Regions from separate parts of the Homo sapiens genome. Here region 1 is linked to region 2. The links are chromatin loops, found by intact Hi-C in ENCODE. Cell type or tissue: MCF 10A. All regions are shown on one strand. Links, peaks and the distances in the headings refer to the core of each region. The heading gives the core; the rest is flanking DNA.

Region 1 (2,922 bases), core at 287-2,786, 93 kb before region 2:
GAATAATTAGACACTATAATTTGTTTCACCAACTTTAACACCATTAGTAGTTGAGTTTTCTAATCACTGTACTTGGTAAGATTCGGCATTTTGGGGTTAAAACATTCCGCCCCCCTACCCCCAATCGTTTATGCTAAGCAAGCAGTCAGTTGATTTGGGAGAACAAAGGGACTACTGGACAGAGGAAATCTCTGCCCCTCACCCTCTGGCACCATTCAAGTTAAGTTGGGGAGCTGTCCTAAACTTTCAGCAAATCGCAGTTCTAACACATAGGCTAACTGATATATCGAGTGAACTGGAATCACAGAGCGATTTTCTGCATTTGCCAGTCGTGGGGTCCAGCAAAGATAATTAAAAGCCCATTGCACAATACTATAAAATGAAAAGATAAGGGGTATCCACCGACCCCGTCTGGAATCAGACCAGCTATCCTATCAACTTGAGCCAGATGGGACTGGCCAGAGGAAATTGTATTCTTCTTTCCTCAACAGGCACAGAGAGCAATTAAAGAAGATTGCAATGTCTTCTTGTACTCCAAAAGTTAAAACGCAAGAATTCTCTGAAGAGAGTACAATGTGAAGATTCATAAAAGAATGGCTATTAAAGGCCCCATTAGGACCCTCTCTGAACTATCTCCATTTAAGTAGAGAGGCAAATTAGCCCCCACTGGCATTTATGTTTAGAATGGGCTGGCAGAAAGAAGCAGCCCACATTTGGATGCTTAAGGTCTCTGACACACCCATACATAAATCATTTCAGGGCAAGGCTGTCATCTTGCATCTTCTGCTCTGCCTTTTAAATGGATGGGACCCCAACATCCCATTCTCCTCAGGGTAAGGAGTGGGGGTGGGAAGTTCATGGAGAACAAAGAATAGTGACCTCCTTTTCCCCCTACTAAGGACAGATGTAGTAAAAAATAACTGCATTATAATGTTTGCCCACTTTAAAATACCAAACTGCAAACAGGTAGACTGAATGATAATGTTTGAAGCCCCTAAATCTACACAAAGATGTGTCTGTTAAAGGAACATGGAAATGAATCTATTAAAGGCTAAGTGTGTGATTGATTGCAGTCACATGTGCTTTCATTTGTAGAGTTACATCTATTTAGTGATTGCATCTTCATAAAGATAAATTCTGGGTAACGGGCAGTTATATTTTTATTTCATCTACCAAGTTGCTGTTTCAAATAAAGAAACAGATTTACAGTAACTGAAGAACACACAAATCACATACCAAAAAAAAACAGTTATTTTATCCTTTCAGTGTGGCTAGCAAGGCTCCTTTGTGTCTACAAATTTCCCTGGGTGGTGCTGTTGCCAAGAAATTCTAATTCATGACAAGGCTATCTGCGAATTGGGGACTGAGGCAAACCTACGGATGGACAGACCCTACAGTTTGCTTTGTTTTCCTGGCTGATATAGCACCTGGCAGCCCAGGCCTGCAGAAGGAAGTGCAAAGGCAAGATCTTCACATAAAAGGAGAAGCAATGTGGCTCACAGACCAAATCCCATCCCTGGTACCATGAGGCTGTTCTTGGAATGCAACCATTTCTGTACGTTTTCCCCTAGAGATTCCTTATACCAAAGGCCCTCATAAAAAGTGTTTCAGGGTGCCTGAAACCAAGATGAAATTGCAGTGTTATGGGGACACTTTAGTCCTTACAGTAGCCAAGTATGCCATTAGTTTAAAACAATAGGGGAATGGGGGAGGAGAGAAGAATGTTCTATGATTTATTTATTTGTTTCCAGTAGCAGTGGAAAATTTTCTCTGAGCAAAGAGAGGCCTGAAACTGACCCCATCTGCCAATTATGAATCAGCATTAACAACAAACATAATTCCATAAGACTTTTCAAGCAAACATGCGATGCTCCTCAATGACACGACGCAAAGCTAAGTCCAAATAAGACTTAGATCATCACTGCTTGACCTGCACTCATGAAATAGCAGACTAGAGATAAAACATATAAAAGTTCTAAAAGTCTTTGTATATTCAAGAAGAAAATAAAAGCATTGTATCAAATTCTTTTTATTTTCCAAGTCAGCAGTGTGTCTAAAAAAAAAGATTATGATTTCTATTGGCAAAAAAAGTCATGAATGAGTTTCCCTTTACTCATAATCAAGTGGTACCCCATAAGAAACTCTGGTTTCTGTCCTACCCTTGACCTTTTCCTACTTTTGCTCAGACAGCTCTTGGAAATTTTCCTACAAGTTTTCAAAGCGCTTAAGGCTGGTAGTCTTAAGAATTGCGCGTCAGCTGAATTCTATAAAATAATAGACCACATAAGCACAGTGTAATTTACAGTTATATGACAGGCAGAAAGATGATGTTACTTGGGCCGAGTGCTTAAGTATGCAGTCAGAGCCCAGGAATGGAGAGCTGTTAATGTGTGATGTCCATTTGGATTTCAGAATTATACCAGCAACGATTATTTTCAGACTTGGAGCTATGTGGCTAAGGCATCATTGCCAGAAAATCCAATGTCAAAACGAGGATCTCCGTGACGAGAGGGAGCCCTGCCACAGTCAGTGACTTTGTCACAGGCTCACTGACTATTAAGCAGGACAATTATCCCATATCCTAAGTTTAAAATAAAATCCCCAAATTGTTTATCTTCAATTTTCAAACGTAAAAATGTTCTTGAGTTTATCATCGAAGCCACTCTTTCTCTAGAAACCAAGTCAGATTATCAGAGTCTCCACATTTTGCTCATCTCCATGAGCCCAGGTACATTGTTCACTTTAAGAAGAACATCTAATAATTACTCCTCATTTGACCTCTAAAATCTGATTACCCCAGAGCATAAAGAAACTTCTTCCTGTCTGGGGTTCTTTGCAGAAACCCTGTTGAGCTGTTTTGAGCAAAAGAGTCTCAAAATTTCATTATCCGATAGTTGATTTGGAACTAACAGTTGCATATCA
Region 2 (2,922 bases), core at 188-2,687:
GTTTTGCATATACTTCAAGAGAATAAAAATATTTTTTGCATTAAAAATAGAATCACCACAGGCACAGAGATAGTTAGACATTTAAACAAAGGGTATATCAAATCTTCTATTCTTCTAGCTAATCTATTTTCAGTACTGCCAGAAACACCTAACAAACTACAGTCTCACAAAATCAGAATCTGTGGTACTAGTATCATGTGGTGATGATTAACCTTGTCAACTTATTTTTTAAATAATCCTCATCGTTTATACCATTGTAGTAAAGGGTTCCCCTCTCCCATGCAGCAAGTCCAGAATGAAAGTGGGTTGTTCCCATGGCAACAGAATACAAGGCAGAGAACTCCAGAGAAGGGGGGCGGGTGCATCTCTACACTCAAGGCCATAGCTGCAAGAAAGCCCCAGGCTCCAGGATGGTGGCAGCAAAGAGATGCAACCTGCCATGACATCACACTGCCAGATGGCCTGCTGTTGACATAGGGTTCCCCCCCAACTAATTATTTGCATAAATCTGGATCATTCATTCAAAGAAAAATAAAGGATTCACTCAAGTATACATTGACGTACTTATTAGACAGTTTTTCTCTTTGAACAACTTAGTATTACAAACATTCCCCAAACACCAAGCACATAGTTGCCTTACACATGGAAGCTGTTTAAGAAGCATGTATTTCACGATATATTGGACCCCTTCCTGAACCAGGTATTGCTCAAGATCCAGAGGAGAGTTCTCTCTCTCCAGAGAGTTCACTGTTTAGTGGGTGGACAAGCATGTATAAAGATCCATAGAACCTTACATATCAGCTTAATGATAGACTTGCCCAGGGTATCACAGGGGTGAGAATTCAGGAGAGGAGACCACAACCCTGGAGAAATACATAGGAGGGGAGAAAGGAGACAACGTACGTGTCACATGACCCCGAGGATGAATGAGGAGCTATTGATGCTCCATTGTTTGCTCTGTCTGCTTGCTTTGAGATTGTTGGCGGAGCAAACAGCACAAGCAAAGACCCAAAGGCAAAAAGTAGCACAGTCTAAGTAGGGGAAGCATATGCAGTTTGCTTGTGTTGAACACAAATCTGTAAGGCAGGGACTGGAGGGAGCTGAAGCTAGAGACACAGGGAGCTAAGATGTTAAGAGAACATGTAAGTCCCTCCATCTGGAGAGCTTGGACTATATTTTCTGGGCAATGATGGCACCAACGTGATAAAGCCTGCTTTCTGGATAGACTCAACAGCAGTGAGGAGAGTTGCTTAACAGATAAGATTGGAGTCCAGAGGACCCGTCCCAAGACTGCTTCAAACATCCAGGCAAGAGACAATAAGAGCCTGACTTAGATGGAGGACTAGGGATGGAAGGGTGAGGAGACATTCTAGAAATATTTAGTGAGTAAAGTCACATAGCTTCTCAGCATGACTCACCTTCCCAAATTCCTAAGACTCAAATCTCCATCCACGTCTCCATACCAATTTCGACACTGAAGAAAACCTGGAGGGAGGAAGGATAAGATTTGCAGCGGCTAAAGCTCCTTCAATAGTACATAGCTTATACGGTACATTCGTTGAGCCACTTAAAATGATCAGAGTCACTTTAAACCTTATTGGCTGAGTCGATGAACAGGCAAAATATTTCTTTCTTGAATAGTCCAGTACATTGTTTTCCACAATTAGCGGTCACTGGGGTCGGAAAAAGAACGGAGGTTTTTAGAAAGATTCTGAACAATGTATCAATGCCAACTGAGAGTGGCAGGCACAACAAAACTGATAATGCTTCATATTGAGATAGGATCATTCCTCTGTGGCTTTCCTAGTTTCACAGTGAATATTAATTTTTAGAGCATTCCTATGAAGTAGAAAAGTGGCAAAGCAAGTTGGCTCCATTTCCGTGTGTGGGGCGGGGGTGGTAAGATACTAGTGCAGAGAGATGAACTGACTCGTCAGAGGCAAGGCTAGTTGGAGGAAATCCAGAGGGCAGTTTGGGCTTCTTGGTTTCTTCTGGTTTTATCATCTAAACCCATCCTAATGAGGTTACTGTCTTTAACTCAGCCTGTCCAGATCTCATCTAAAAAGAGGAAGCAAAGACCTGGGTAATTTTCCAGATAATTTCTTTAAAAGAGAAAAAAGCAACCTCTCTTTCCTCCAAATTGTTTATAATTGATGCAATACAGGAAGTCTCACTGCTTGTTAATGAGCTCCCAAACTCAAATTTTGCTATTTAATTTCTTTTTGAAATCTGCGTTTGCCCGAAATATCTCAGTAATTCAAGTGGAAAGGGAAGTTTTGCCTAAATTATGAAAATGACCTCAATTTCCTTCTTTGCGTAGCTAAGGGAGAAGTGGGCAGAACATGGTATCTGAGCTGTAGGAATCAAACCCTTCCCCATGGCCTGGGGTACATGGATCCCCTCTTGGTGTTGGGGAAACCCCACACTCAAGTTCAACATTGTCATCCTGTTTTCCGTCGTCAATCTGTAAGTCTTCATCCTTTACTCATTTGTATCTCCCAGGACTGCAACAGACACCACCTGCTTTGTTTCATTTATGCATTAGTAAAAACGTAGGACTTATACTAATGATTGGAAGAAATGACTCATTTCAAGTTCTTGCTACAGGGTCAGTCTTGGACACAGTTTATTTTGTATGTATATAAAATGGGTAAATTGAGCTAGCAGTGATGAAGCAAGGAAATGACTGCCCTGCCTGCTTTTTTGCCAAAGCACACGTCCCAGTTCTTTGTCTGACTCTAGTCCCTGTCATCTGCCAGTCTGCTTTTGTCTTTCCCTCATTCGGCCACTCTTCCCTTACTCCTTTCTTCTTGTATCTCTCGGGATAGAGCCACATGCCTCTGGACGGCTTCCATTCAGTGAGAACCTTGGATAACAAGGTGGTCCACAGGCAGCAGTTCAGCTGAAAAGCAGCAGCCCTAT

What was found. Peaks named below come from ENCODE experiments on the same cell type or tissue, not always from the same donor. Only the 100,000 strongest peaks of a DNase experiment are listed, where the experiment ranks them.
Region 1: it touches region 2 in a loop (16-fold over the local background); 30 of 110 quality-filtered maps call a loop at or near these places.

What each region holds. Positions count from the first base shown.
Region 1 is chr2:207,160,116-207,163,037 of GRCh38, forward strand. All of the region lies in intron 1 of KLF7 (KLF transcription factor 7), which reads right to left. Among named protein-coding and RNA genes, the nearest start is that of KLF7, 4.4 kb to the right of the region's middle. In MCF 10A, for the core only: no CTCF peak of the experiment used is centred there; no DNase peak of the experiment used is centred there.
Region 2 is chr2:207,252,771-207,255,692 of GRCh38, forward strand. It overlaps MYOSLID-AS1 (MYOSLID antisense RNA 1), which reads right to left and starts at 1,546. Exons shown (of 4, transcript NR_110283.1): 1 at 1,419-1,546. In MCF 10A, for the core only: no CTCF peak of the experiment used is centred there; DNase peaks (open chromatin) are centred at 1,441 and 1,931.